Linked DNA regions of Homo sapiens: all the other regions are linked to region 2. The links are chromatin loops, found by intact Hi-C in ENCODE. Cell type or tissue: endothelial cell of umbilical vein. All regions are shown on one strand.

Region 1 (5,000 bases), 140 kb before region 2:
CTCTTATTAATATCAAGTTTATTTTAATCTTTTAGTCAGTGAATAATGATTTGTTTTTTTAAGTAAACCTGAAATTTAATTTTGAATGGTTTGAAAAAAATAGATTGACTTCTACATATTAATTTTTGCAAAAACTACTTTACTTTTGAATAATTTATACAGAACACTTTTATAATGATGAATTTGATTTAGACAGACTCTAGCTCTTTTTCAGTGTGCATTTAGCACTTATTTTCTCTATAAGTGAGGACAGCAAATAATATTTTAACAAGCATATAATCAGACATCTACAATTCAAAGGCTTCTGTCTAGTGCTAGCTACCTAAAATAACCTATTACCAAAGCCTTTCTTTACAATGTACTAGAATAATCTTTTTTCTTCTTCTTAATTCTGTTACATAAATTTATTAGGAGCTCACCAATATCCTTCCTTTTCAGTCTTCCAGCAAACATAAATGTAGGTGAGAAAAAAAGAATGAGTTAATTCTTTTTTTTCTTATGCTGAATTTTAATATCTTTTAAAACCAATAAATATTTGTCCCCACATTTTTCATCTAAGAAAGTACATAGGTTAAAGGACTGGAGTGAATTCTTTTCATGCAAATTTCTGTGATGGTAGACATATAGATTGCTGGGAAAAGTCGGCCACTACTGCTCACTGTTTATGTGAAAGTTCCCAAAACCCCACCTTGAATCACAGCAGAAAGTCTGAATTGTACACTGAGAGGATTAAAAACTTGTTCTGGCCATATAAACAGATCTGTCCATATATACTATTTTCTTCATTAAAGTGTTTTTCTGAATTTAATTTAAATTGCCTCCTTTAATATAAAAATTTCCCTGAACCCAAGAGTACATGTCAACTCCCCATGTGAGCCCATCTTCTTTGTACCTCTAACCTGGAGCAACTGAGTTTTGACCTCAGCACAGTCCCATTGTCAACATCAGGGAACACTGGACTGTTAGCTGTGGCTGGACTCAGACAAAAAATTCTCCAAAAAATACTTTTGTATTGTTCTTTCCCCCCAACCCCTGTGATAGGATTCCATTGAATGTTACACGTGATGTTATTTCCACTTAATCTTTTCTACTATAGTTTTCTCAAATTTCATATTATTCCATGTTTTATTTGTTATACTCTAAAGTCATTCATTTATTTTACCTGTGTTATTGCACTTTAAATTCACTCATTTAAGTACAGATGTTATTAGGATTCACTTTGGAAATTAAAGCATATAACATTCACAACATAAGTGAAAATAGCCTCTATGGAAAATCTCAGTTTCATAAAATAAAATATATAATCTATAACCTTCAAACAAATGAAAGTTAATTTTTCCAACAAAATCTACATGCCATATTCTAAGCAGGAATTACCTCCACCTTATGTTTTTTATTTTTATCCTCACTATTTCCTAATTATATTTTGTAACACCAGCCAAAATCTGTACTTAATACCCAGATTCTTCTTGAATATCTTCATAGAACACTATAAAGACAAATAAATATATAAGTATATATTTATATCTATAAATATATTTCTGCTAATAAACGTATGAAATAGATTTCTGTTAATAAACATGAAAACTTTAAGTAATCACATTATAGTAAACAAAATGTCTCAGAGATTTTCACTGTTTTAATAATCACGCAGTGCATTTCTTACATCCTAATTTTAAATTTTAAACAGTAAAAGAAAATACCTTACCCCAAAAGTTTTCTGGCCATGGACTCCCTAAACTTGTTGTGTTATTAGCCATAATATCCACAAGAAATAGAAGAAAGAGAAGAAAAACAGAAAGAAAAACCAGTATGTCGAAAAAAAGCAGTTTGATTCTATCTCTTTGTAGTACAGCAAGAGAAAAATAATTTTTACACAACCCCTCATATACTTGTGTTCGCATAAAAGGAAATAAGTGTATCATGTTTCCTGCTTTTATACTCAAATTAGCAACTGTTTTTCTTATCTTGGAATTCCACATGGTTCCTGAGACACAAAACAATGTCCTTTTCATCATTTCCTCAGCTAAGTTCCTAAGTTCTCTCCTCTCAGCCACCTCCAAAACTGCTTTTAGGATAACAGGGTTGTGTGTGTGTGTGTGTGTTTGTGTGTGTGTGTGTGTGTGTTTCCTCATCCCCTACTGACATGGAAAGGAAGACTCCAAACTCTCAGCTACAGCACCTTGAATTAAATGTATACAGAATTGAGAAATAGACCACGTTCCAATGCTTGAAAATTAAATTTATATAGTAAATTGGGGGAAAGGACTATTCAAAACTCAGATACTTACTAAATTCTTTGTTGTTGTTGTTGTTGTTGTTTTTGAGACTTAGTCTCGCTCTGTCGCCCAGGCTGGAGTGCAGTGGTACGATCTCGGCTCACTGCAACCTGCCCCTCCCAGGTTCAAGCGATTCTCCTGCCTCAGCCTCCAGAGTAGCTGGGATTACAGGCGCGTGCCACCACACCCGGCTAATTTTTGTATTTTTACTAGAGATGGAGTTCCACCATGTTGGCCAGGCTGGTCATGAACTAGGCCTGACCTCAAGTGATCCACCTGCTTTGGCCTCCCAAAGTGCTGGGATTACAGCCATGCGCCACTGCGCTCGGCCACTATATTCTTAACATGTCTGTTTCTCTATTTGGTATACAAATTTTGAAAGTTATTTAATTCATTTCATAAATATCTAAGTGTAATTTATATAAAATTTGTGTTACTCTTTACTTAGTATTTAGTATGAAAAAACAGTTTCTACATTGAAGAAATATATTTAAAATCAAGGAGGGAAAACATAAATGCAAAATTTTTCATTACAAAGTTTGTTAAGTGCTATAACAAAGGGTACAACGATCTCAGGAATTTGTTTTTTATAGAGAAGTTTGAGAACTGATATAGGAAAGAGTTACATGAAACATTTTGAGAAACACAAGTTAGTTAACATTTCAAGAGTCTTTCCTCAAGCTTTGCTTGTTTAGACTGGATCCTCTGAGGACTTTGGAGGCACTGGAAATTGTGAATAACGTGTCAAACTGCACCTAGTAACTGCGCTAAACTGCATTCCATGATCTGGCTTCATCAATCTTTGAGTAACTCTAGCCTGAACTCTTGCATATATCTTGTATTAATCATATTCTAACTTATTAGTCATTAGAATATGACTTAGTGCAAAGTAGTATTCCTCTTTGTGAAGTCTGTAATATATTCCTGAGTAGTTCTAAGAAAACAACAAAAAAAGACAGTTATATTAATTTTTGCAGTCCTGCTTCTTCCAAAATGAGGTTGTTTCTGATCAGTCTCATTTTTTTGTGAATTTAAGTATAAATTTATTAGAAATTAAAATATAAATCATCTAAGAGAATTATAAAACGTCATAGAAAATTTAGAGAATTCACTGAGCAAATATAAAGACTCACCTCTATAATATTCTTGCTAAAGTTTATTTTCAAATAATCCAGTAAATAAAAGCTCCTACTATTACTTAACAGACAAAAAGGGCTTACATTTCAACAGTTGTCTTTACTTTTCAATATTGTTAACAAAGTTCATAAAAATAGAAAATTAAAAGAACATGTTATTTCTGAAGAAAATGTAATCTGGATGAAAGTATATTGAAATACTAATCACTTTACTGTTCTAAAAGCATCGAGTACGATTCTTAATTACTAAATGTATTTTTAAATACACATTTTGCATTATTAAAGGTTACCTGATTGCAATAAATCCTAATTTCAAAGGTGTATATAATTTCCTAAACACTGCATAGATTGCATTTTCCTTAAAATAAACCAAAATGAGTGGAATGGGTAACTGACATTGTCTCAACTGCCTTCTGTGCAGAAACAGAGCTCATTCCATTTCAGGGCTGGGATACAGGCTGACACTTCCTTTCATTGTTCTATGTTGAACTATGCAGATTTTCTCCCAATGGGTTTTCATTTTTGCAGATGGCCACAACCCAGTCAAAACTCTAAAGAAAATGTGTTTCTTAAATCAGTTTATGACCTAGGAATAGCTTGCTTGTGGACAGCACTGGCTCTTGTCTGTGTATGTAATTTGCTTGGTAAGGGTTCATACCTTTCCCTGGCATGGATCTATCTAAGTGAATGTTTATGTCTACGTGATTTTTGAGTCCCATGACTTGTCATGCCACAACAGGAACTTGATTTTTATCTTTACAAAACTGTTAGGTTTGCTTTTCTACTGCTCATTATTTCATAACCTGGGTCTTTAGGTCTGGGTTCTCCAGTGGTCATAAAGTACATTGAGAAGTTTGTTCTTGCCTCAGATATTCACATGACTTCCTCACTCTCCTCATTCACGTCTCTGGCCAGAAGTCACTCTTCAACAGGCACTCGCTAACCACCCTGTCTAAAGTGTTCCCACTTAAACCATGCTCTGTCTCCTGACCCTATGTTATTTATCATACCCTGACATTATGCTATATATGTGTCTTAGTCTGTTCCAGCTGCTATAACAAAATATCCTAAACTGGGTGGCTTTAAAACAACAGAAATTTATTTCTCAATTCTAGAGGCTGGGAAGTTTAAGATCAAGGGGTTGGCAGGTCAGTGTCTGTTGAGGGCTCGCTGTCTCGTTGACAGTCATCTTCTCGTTGTGATCCCACACTGTGCAAGGAGTGAAGGGTCACTTTCAGCCTCTTTTATAAGGACACTAATCCCATTCATGAGGGTTGGATAACCCAAATCACTCCCAAAGTTCCCACCTCTTCCTACCATCACCTTGGCGGGGAGGATTTCAACATATTAATTTTGGGGGAACGTAAGCATTCAGGGTACATAAAAATGCTTTGCTTTTTTGGTTGTGTTTTGTCTCTTCCACCAGCAATAAGTTTCATGAGGATAGGAGCTTTATTGATTTTGTTCACAAACTGAACTCCAGTGGCTGAAATAGTGCCTGGCATGCAATAGGCTCTTCATAAATATTTATTAAATAGGGAAATGAAATAATTTGAAGGGATCTCAAGATGAAAGTATTTTGGAC
Region 2 (5,000 bases):
TTATACTGGGGGAACGGATTGAGAATGTAAACAGAATATCTTTTCCAATTTCCCCAAAGACACAACATATCTATGACAAAGATATAATAATTGTAACAAAAAATATGAGTTTATTTTAAAATCAAGAGTCTCTATTTTACTTCTTTGCTCTTCCTAAGATTTCTCATCATGTTGCTTTTTCAAAATCTCACTTCCCATTTATGAGTATTTGAAATATAAGTCTTCCTCTTTTAAGATGTCTTAAACCTCATTACCTTCTGGTGATTTGAGAAGTAACTGGTTAAAGACAAAAGAAAGTGATGGGTCTGTGTAAAAATTAGAACTTAAGTCCTACCTACAAACATTTAAATTAAAATGTTTTCTTGGAAGGTTGCAGGATGAAGGAAAATACATTTGGGGCCCAGATTCTGCCTACATGCCACTACTTGGCAATCCATGTTTTTTATTTGTGTAGGCTCTTGGGTGATGATGTTTAAGAACTGGAAAAATGGTATCATATTCAGGAGAAATAGTTATGCAAAGGGTGGATGATGATATGGAGGTCAGAGGGGAGAACTAGATAGTGGCTGCCAAAGTTGTCTGGTTAGAGAAGTAAAATGGTACCTTAGATAGGCAGGCTCAGAGGGTAGAAATATACAACCAAGTTTGGTTGGTTAAACTGAGGAAGCATATGAATTAGTAAGAAACTGATAAAAAAAACTAAGATGTCTAAGATGGTTTGGAGAACTCCATGATTGGCTGCCTCAAGAAAGCTATGGCCCCTTCCCTGTCCTTGCACTATCGATCTTTTGATCCAGAAGTCCTCAGACTTTTGATCCAGTCCTCAGAAAAGTGCAAAAGTGGGCCTTGAACACTTTGTTCATTTTGAAATAAATGGAGGAGGCAGCATCTCTTGGTGGTCAAGTGTTTGGCTGTAGTCCCAAATAGAAATAGGAGCAAATCTTGACCCCCTTTGAATGCAGTGTATCGAACATAGCATACAACTAATGAGAACTACTGATCTCATTATTATTGGGACCGTGCTGCTATTCTCATTGTTACTGGGACTGTTTAAATTTTTAGAGCTTAGTAGTTAACATTGTAGCTGGTGCAGCAGATGACTGGGGCACAGTGCAGACCATGCCCCTCAGCTCTGAGGCCCTCATTCCCAGCTCTCCAAATGTTGCCTGCTGAAGACTCACAGCTGAGCCTCTCCCCAGGACTGGTCCTCAGCCCCGGGGATCTGCCTTTCTCAAGTTATACCTCCTCCCAGGGCCACCCCATATCCAGCAACTGGCCAATACCTGGATGCAAAGTCCCAGCCCCTTGCCTTCATTTTGGACATCTCTGAAAGACTCTCCTAGCTTCAGCTGCATAATTGCATGAGTCCAGCATCTCCCTGTGTCCTAATTCTGCTTCTCCACACTTAAAGTTTTTAGTTCTTGAGAGCACATGCTAAAAAACCTCCTGCTGACAAAATTCCTTCTAGAATTTGTTTCCCTGTTATCCTGACCTGTGACACATGATATAATAATAATACCAAGGCAGATGCAAATATAGACATGTGAAAGGAAAATTATTCTGTGGATTCATAGGTGAGCCAGTTCCCATAAACATTTCCTGCTCTGTTGAGGAGGCTCAAGTAGTAGTAAGATGGGCTGAGAATGAGGATAGACAAGGTTGAAGAACTGGAGATAGGCGGTCAAGATGTCCGTGGATAGGAGAACTCTTTATAGTTTGTAGCTCGGGAAGATAACTGAGCATCATGGCCTAGCTTGGAGGTGCTCTATTGACCAGCTGGATTCTGGCCATATCGTTTTTAATATAGTACGGGGGAAAGGGAGTAAGGAGGGTTTCATTTGACTTTGGCACTTGCTTGCTGAGATACCCATTTCTGACACGGTTTCCTCATCTGTGAGTTGGGAATTGCGTCTACATTGCCTATCTCCAGATAGGTTGTGATATGTAAAGTTATTCTGGAAACCCCAATGGGCAATTTGGACGTGAGAGTAGAATGAAGTGATTGAAGGTATGGGCTTTTGAGTCAGACAGATATCCATGCTCCACGTTTAGTGTCTTGTGTCACCTCAAGGGAGTTGATGAACCTCGTTTGCTCCAGTCTCTTTACATGTAAAATTGGTGAGGGTGGAGGATATTTTCTCATACGGTTATTGCAAAGTTTTAATTAGATAATATGTGTAGTAAATATATGCAACATATGCCTGCCACATACATTCTAAATAGAAGATAGATTTCTATTATTATTAAAAGTAACCTTTAAAATTATTCATTACTATACGAATAAACTTGAGCATGTGAGGTTGGATTGACACTCAGGAAATTTATTTGTGACATCCACCAGCTGCTGTCTCATGTGGAAACCCCTGCAGCTGCCGCGGTGGCCACAGGTTCTGGAGTCCAGTAGATCTTCTATTATGAGGAGGGTCACTAACGCCACGCTAGATCTGAAGCAGCGGAAAGCAACAGCACCACCTGGTGCTCTGTGCAGGATTAACCACTGAGTGCAGGTCTTCCAAGTGGCTAATTGAATTACATGGTGGGGGTTGAATTTGAGATTGCAATTTCTAACACTGGCTCTTTAAACTCTGTGATTTGACCTTATTTCTCAGGTTCACTCTTTTAGGTGCTTGCTGTTTTTCATTTCATCTCCATCTGAGATTTATGAGTTTTGTTGTTAAAATTGTAGCTCTCTTTACGTCTTGTCAAGGGGACAGGTAGTATAAAATATAGGTGAAATTGTGTCAAATTATTGTATCCGTGCTGGATACTGACAAAATAATATATAAATATATAATATAAATATGTAAATATATAAATATAAGTATTTATATGAGAGAGGGAGAGAGAGAAGGAACATTTAGATCACAGGGTGAGACTAAGAAATAATATTAGCAGTAATTTGAAATGCAAAATCCCAAAATGTGAAAATGTAAAATTGTAAAATCCTGAACCTACTTAAGATAAAGAGCAGTAATTTGATGAAAAGCAACGACCAAACTTTGAAAGCACTCTCTGAGAACAGTCATGTTTGTTTGAGAGAACTGTGGGTTTTTTAAAAGTCTGGATTAAATATTGGACATAAAATATACGAACACTGTGACCAGCTTTTCTCCCCCCTTTTCCCCATTCCACACCAAACAATGTATTTTGAATTGTTGAAACTCTTGGTATTGGAATACAGTTTCAGGTTAAAATAAAGTGGTTCTATGAAGGTAGTATTTCAGGACATTTTTCAAGACTCCCTTTCTTTCTGGTGCCCTGGTATTGCTAAGAGCTCATAACAGGAAAATATTTCATAGTTTTGGTGGCTTTCTTGCAAAAGCAGGAGACGCCACATTTTACAGGAGGGAGCTGGCTACATGTGGCAAGTTTGTCCAGCCTCAGCTTGAAGTCCTTCTCAAGGCTTCTGTGTGTGCTCTCTGATTGGAAATAACCTTTCATCCAAGAGATCAGTTGTCTTCATGTTTTCATTAACATGCACCTTTATATGTAATTCAGTAGGAAAACTCTTAGATGTGAAGGCAGCATTTTCTCCTTAGCTTCCATTGTAGCAAACAGTAGGAGGGTAGGCTTTCATGTTTTCCACAAGAATAATCTTTAATCATGTAGAAGTGATATTTTTTAAATATACTAATATATTTCATGTCACTGTTCTGAACTTTTCTTTGCATTTACAAAACTTGGACTGTGATGTAATTCTTTTTGATTCCTGTTTCCCTGATGGACTCTCAGGGACCAAACCCATCCTCTCAGATTGCATCCACAGCTGGTCAGCAGAACGGCTGGTACATGTGAGGGGCACAGTGGAATTCATTAAATTAGTGAATCAAATAATCAGCAAATTGATCTGGTCAAAATTAGATTAGGGTAAGAGTCTGACTACTAAATACTGTTCATTATTCTGTAACTCTTCAGCCTTCATTCCAGTTTCTAGATTTCTGGCGTATTTCCTCACCCCCACTATTCTTTAGCTTCCTTGTTCACATCCGAGTTAATGGTCTTCTCTGTGTACGTGGCAGGTTATTTGTGAGAATCCAAATGAGAAATGTATACAAAACATGAATAAGTTCAAGTGCTGTACAGATACAAGGTAAAAGGTATTTTCATTACTTTACTATCCGATCATTGTCTCCTGCAACATTATATCCACAAATAGAGGAAGGAAAAGGTGTCAGGAAAAAATCCACAAAAGTTCTGCTTGAAACTGTTCAAATGTGGTCTTGATTTAGAACTAAAAGGTTTGAAGTGCCACAATAAGCTGTGCTGTTTTTCCTCCCACTGTATTGATTGCTTTGTGCTCTCTATTGTGATTATTACTCTCTGAGTGCACATCTCCATCCCTGCACTTCTGTGTGATTCACACAACCCTTTATCCGAAAGTCTAAGGACCCCAGCTTTGTTTTCAAACTCAGAATCTTTTGGATTTTAGAAACGTGATACGGTGCACATACTATTTATTATGGTTCACTCTCAATCAGAGTCTGTGGCAGCACCTTGCAATCAAAGACGTTGATATTTCTGCAGAGAAAAGTATGAATTTTCACATTAAGTGGAATAATGAAAGACTATAAATAGTCTTTTCTCAATTCAGGTCAATTTTTTGCTACCAAATTATTTACTACAAAGTTACAAAACTGAGGCCCATCCAAGGCTTCAAGGCTGATGCATCTGTCCCCTCCTCTCTCCCACACCCCCATACATACGAGATGACAAATTCTTCGTGAGATGAAAGCATTTCCACATTGTTGTCACCCTAGAAGCCAACCCAGTGCCTAGCACATTTTCTAATATATGTGTCCTTATATAACTGCCACCATTGTGACAAATACATTAAAATTTGGTAAATTGTAATATTTTTAAAATATTTGTTTTTTAAAAAATAGATTTTGCTTTATATAGTTCTAAAATATTTTTTAGAGGTTAAGAATTATAAGATAAATCAAACACACTATCAGATCTATCCACCCTCTCCCACTTATACCTTCCCACCACATGAGACC
Region 3 (5,000 bases), 120 kb before region 2:
TTTCTTTTTTTTTTTTTTGAGACGGAGTCTCTCTCTGTCACCCAGCCTGGAGTGCAGTGGCGCCATCGCGGCTCACTGCAAGCTCTGCCTCCCGGGTTCACGCCATTCTCCCGCCTCAGCCTCCCGAGTAGCTGGGACTACAGGCGCCCACGACCACGCCCGGCTATTTTTTTTTTGTATTTTTAGTAGAGACGGGGTTTCACCATGTTAGCCAGGATGGTCTCGATCTCCTGACCTCGTGATCCGCCCGCCTCGGCCTCCCAAAGTGCTGGGATTACAGGTGTGAGCCACCGCACCCGGCCAATATTTTCAACTTATGATAGGTTTATTGGAGTAAGTCCAAGAGCATCTGTACATGTTAACATGTAATTTTTGACATGGAGATAATAACCCAGGGTGTAGAAGGTATAACCTCAGCCTCTTTGCACCATATAACCACGGAACATACAGACAGAAAGAAATGATGCTCTGCAACAAGGAAAATAAGCTGTGAAGTAGTGGTGTTAAAGGAAACCCTTTACATTACACTTTGATGCTAATTGTCTCAATTAAAGACAAAAATGTTACCTTTTTCACATTAAGTGAAAAGAAGCTAGACATGAACAAAGATACATTGTGATGCCATAATATTGCTCTTAGAAATTGACATTTCAAAGTGATTGCCATTAACACTCATTACTATGGATACAGTCAAGAATTCATTTTTTCTGTCCTTCTAACAATGGTTTCAAAGTGGCTGAGCGGAACGGAAGACCTGAAAGTGGGCCGGTGATGCTATAATACTGGAATAATTATAAAACAATCACAAGAAAGCTTGTTTATTCTATAACCACATTATCCTATACGGTGGCCATATTTGTCCATTTAAATGTAAGTTAATTAAGACTAAATTAAATTAAAATTCAGTTTTTCAGTAATGCTAGTCATGCTTCATATGCTTGTAGCTAGCAAGCTTTCATTCACTTGTAACTAGCAGCTGCCATATGGACATCATAGATACAGATTTCCATCAGCACAGAAAACTCTACTGGACAGTGCTGTTTTATAATCACCAGATTTTTTTAAGTTACCCATGAAATTATGTATTACGTATTTGAGGTTATCCGTATTCTGTAAAATAGCAATGACATAGTAGAAATATTCTTCTATAGTATTGAAAGGCTCTGTAACCTCATGAGAAGAACACAAAATTCAGACTCACATAAGTCTAGATTCTAATCTTAACTCTGCTGACTGACCTTGGACATACTACTTTTTGTTTCTAAGCTTTTGTTCCTTCATTTGCAAAATGAGGTAGCAAAATGCTTGCCTCATAAGAAGTTTATAAATATCAGAAATAACATACGTAAAGGTGCTTCCTATGGTGCCTGACACATAGTTGGTATTAACTTATGGTTGTTATTGTTTTTATTAATTAACAAAGGAGAAGACAGTAAAGCTGTCGGTGGTCACAGACACAAGTCATACTTTTGCATAAAAGGTGAATCTTTATTTTCTAGAAAACGTATCTTATAAGCTCAGTTCATTTTCATAGTATCACACCAAAAATGTTTGTGATCATAGTAATCACAGAATAGTGAGGAAATGACCAAGCAAGGATAGGAAAATATATAACCACAAAGGAATCAGTGAGTCAGGAAGAGGATAACGAGAATTTTAAATGGTATGAAGCGGAAAAGACAGAGATAATAAAGAAGGACACAAATATGCAAGAATAGAAAGGAAGAAATAATCTCAGATACAGTTCCTCCTGGAAATATACCAGAAAGATATGTGAAAACATAATGACACAATCAAATAGGGAAGGGAAAATGATTTCTTACTACAAGACTGTGAGGAAACAGCTTTTCTATAAAATTATTTTTCCTGTGCTAGAGAAGCATATAAATCTAAAAGATTAAAGAGAAAAAAAGAAGGCAAAACTGCTGCAGAACATCTACTTCTGGTGTGTTTTTAACCTTATGCATGTTCTTCTAAACTGAAGTGCCACTGTTTTTAACACATAATATGAGTAAGATGAATTAGATATTTAATCCCTCCAGATTTAGTATATATTGTTCATGGTAAGAAGTTTGGCTTTGACGACCAAAATGTGCACTCTCTGAGAAGTTTCATCACAAAAAGGCACTCCTGTAAAGTCATGTGCCTCAATTGCCAGGAGGGGCATATATGAAGGATAACACAGTAATGGAGAACAGAAGAGTCACATGTCACTGTGGCCAAAGCTTCCATAATGGAGAATTAAGGAGTCAATGTGATAAAGCTGCAGAGCTAGGGAGGGATCTCAGGCATTGCCTGTATATTCCATGGGGAAAACCAGCTGCTTGAATTTAACCTGGACACTGGAAGAGATAAGGTGTTTGGAAAGGAAAGCAAATCAGCCCTTTTATATAAGACTGGGGCTTTTTAACATCCAGAATTTGGATGAAACAAGAAGCAGAGTGAAAAATTTGGGCAGAAAATTTTGAAACAGCCCAGAGTTCTCAGACTCAGCAATAAATTTCCATTTGATCTGGGGAAGTAAAGTCAAGATCAAATAAAGATAAAATTGAGACCTATTAATATAACCCAACATGTGTGTATTGAATCCCCATATTTGGCATAAAAGTATCAAGTACTGAGGATGCAATGATGACCAAAACTATCACAACCCCAGCCTTTTGAAACTTAACCATCTGTGTCTAAAAACAGGTAATTTTATTTCAATCACTGTTAATATTGTTAGTTTAATAAACATATATATTCTTATTGATAAAGGCATTTGTTTGGAAAAATCAGTCATATAAAGAGCCTATTGTAAAACCTTATCCACCATCTAAGTACTGCAAGGAGTTAATGAAACTCACCAGAAGATGGCAATACATAACCTCCTATCTCTGCTGTTATAATTGCTAAGGCCAAAAGGTAAACCTAAAAACTCCTATGACACCTCTATTACAATTGCAAATAACACTTTTTATTTTAGTTGTTTGCATCAGGCATGCTATGTATATTATGATCACGAGGCAGTATAAGTATTATCAGATTTACAGGATTTTATTGATAAGTAGGTAGCTAAAAAGTGCAATGTTATAAAAATCTCAGATCTGAAGGCCCATAGCAAGACATCTCTTTGGTCTACTTGCTCTCTTTACCCTTTTCTTATTTTGAACAATGTAGAAGATTCAACAATGGCAAAATTTATGAATATAAAGTATTAATACAATTGTCCTATAAAAATTAGTTGTTTTTACATTTGAAACTTTAGCCTCAATATGTATGTATTGTATCATAAAAATATTCAAGTGTTTTTTATTTTTCTTGAAAGGCAATTCAAAATTTTAGCTTTAATTAGTTATGCAAAGTAGGTTTTGTTTTCCATTTTAAACTCAAAATAAAAATATTTCAGTTATTTCGTCAGTTTGTTTAATGGAACCAGCTAAATATTCAACTATTGAAGTCAACTGAGTTATCCTTAATATGAATATAGCAATAATAATCTAAAATCATGAGTGAATCAGTCATATTCATTAAAATGTGGAAGAAACCTATTATCTATTCAAGCAGAAAAGTATTATTACCCTAGACATCTAAAAGTGGTTGAATAATAAGGATTTGTGTTTAATTTCAGCTGATGTTGTGGTTGATTAGAGTTAAAACTCTAAAAAAAAGGGAGACATAATAAAAACTGTAAAAGTTTGCTCTTCTCTTTATGGAAGTAAAAAATACACTATAGCTCCCAATAGAGATAGGTTGAATAGGCCTATCTCTATTTTGTAAAAATAGTTTGTAAAAAATAAATGCACTAAAGTTCTTGTGTACTATGTAGAAAATGGCCAAATACTCAAGCAGTATTTGTTGCATTTCTTCCAAACTTAACACTAAAATACATTAGAGCACCAAAACCAGTCAAAATTGTGGGAATGAAACTCAAACAACATCCATAATTTAGGAGAAATTTTAGTCACTATAAAATGATGGAACTGGATAAGAAATGAAATCAGTGACTTATCATTGTTCTGACATACTAAAAAACAGAAAGAATGGTTTTCCCCTTCTCTGCAAAGGGAAGTTCTATTTTTGTGGTGAATCCAGAAAACCAGGCATGCATTATTAATGGGAGTAATAATAATAACAAAAAAATTTTTACAGATTTGAAAAAAGATTTAACTAAGTAGCTCAAAAGTATATATTTTTACAGGCAAATCAATTTGTAATCCAGATGTCCTGATTTTTGTTAATGCTATATCTACCCTTGATTCATTAAGAGTAATATTCTATATCTTGAAGGTGTACCATCTCTAATGAGCAAAAATTCCTGACTGTGCCATAATTTTCCTCTCCATTGATATTTCCAGGAATCCTTTGAAAAGTTATCAGTTATAATATGAATCCATAAATATTACCAAATTTGATGAGCAGCCTCTGTCAAACTTTAAATAAGAGTTAATAAACCAAGTAATTTAAGTTTAAATTTATTAAATATATAAGGATAAGCAGTAAGAAAAATAATATGATATTGCTGTAAGTAGGCTAGATAATAGGAGGAAAAGAAGAAAAAATACACTAAATCTGCATTGCTCATATCTAAGAGTCAATAGATACTGTCTAAACATATAGAGACTATGGAAATACTAAATAGAGTTAGGTAGATGTAACATCAGCAAGATAGTGGAGTAGGCAATCTCAGCCCTTGTCTTTCTACAAAAACAGTAACTTAACCACTATTCGTAGGCCAAAAATAACTCTGGGAGAGGTCCAGAGTCTAATAAAGAAGCTGTACCAAGCCCGTGGAGCACAAAAACTGAGGATCGCCTCATAGAAAACAGTAGGAAGCATTTTACCTGTGTAACCTCATATCTCAGGCCTGCATAGCTCAGCATCAAGAGAAATCTTCTTGGTTGCCACTTCATCCCCTGGTGAAAAAGGAGGATAGAAAGATACCGTGGTCCTTACCACTGCCACAGATAACCACAGCCTTCACCACAGAAAATCCCCACAGTCTTTGCCAATGCAGATCT

The links. A loop is a pair of places that touch in the nucleus more often than their neighbours do. Peaks named below come from ENCODE experiments on the same cell type or tissue, not always from the same donor. Only the 100,000 strongest peaks of a DNase experiment are listed, where the experiment ranks them.
Region 1: it touches region 2 in a loop (6-fold over the local background); 4 of 110 quality-filtered maps call a loop at or near these places.
Region 3: a loop joins it to region 2, with 12 times the contacts of the local background. A loop is called at or near these places in 34 of 110 quality-filtered maps.

What each region holds. Positions count from the first base shown.
Region 1 is chr6:152,694,807-152,699,806 of GRCh38, reverse strand. It overlaps MYCT1 (MYC target 1), which reads right to left and starts at 1,910. Exons shown (of 2, transcript NM_025107.3): 1 at 1,709-1,910. The coding sequence starts at 1,904. In endothelial cell of umbilical vein, no CTCF peak of the experiment used is centred here; DNase peaks (open chromatin) are centred at 866, 1,996, 3,046 and 4,056; H3K4me3 peaks cover 1,963 bases; H3K27ac peaks cover 4,886 bases.
Region 2 is chr6:152,550,255-152,555,254 of GRCh38, reverse strand. The region is part of intron 3 of SYNE1 (spectrin repeat containing nuclear envelope protein 1); the gene reads left to right. Among named protein-coding and RNA genes, the nearest start is that of SYNE1, 85 kb to the left of the region's middle. In endothelial cell of umbilical vein, a CTCF peak has its summit at 2,479 (motif pointing left); a DNase peak (open chromatin) is centred at 2,454.
Region 3 is chr6:152,667,951-152,672,950 of GRCh38, reverse strand. It overlaps LOC105378061 (a long non-coding RNA gene), which reads right to left. Exons shown (of 5, transcript XR_001744416.2): 4 at 4,824-4,895. Among named protein-coding and RNA genes, the nearest start is that of MYCT1, 27 kb to the left of the region's middle. In endothelial cell of umbilical vein, a CTCF peak has its summit at 2,844 (motif pointing right); DNase peaks (open chromatin) are centred at 1,530 and 2,870; H3K27ac peaks cover 2,098 bases.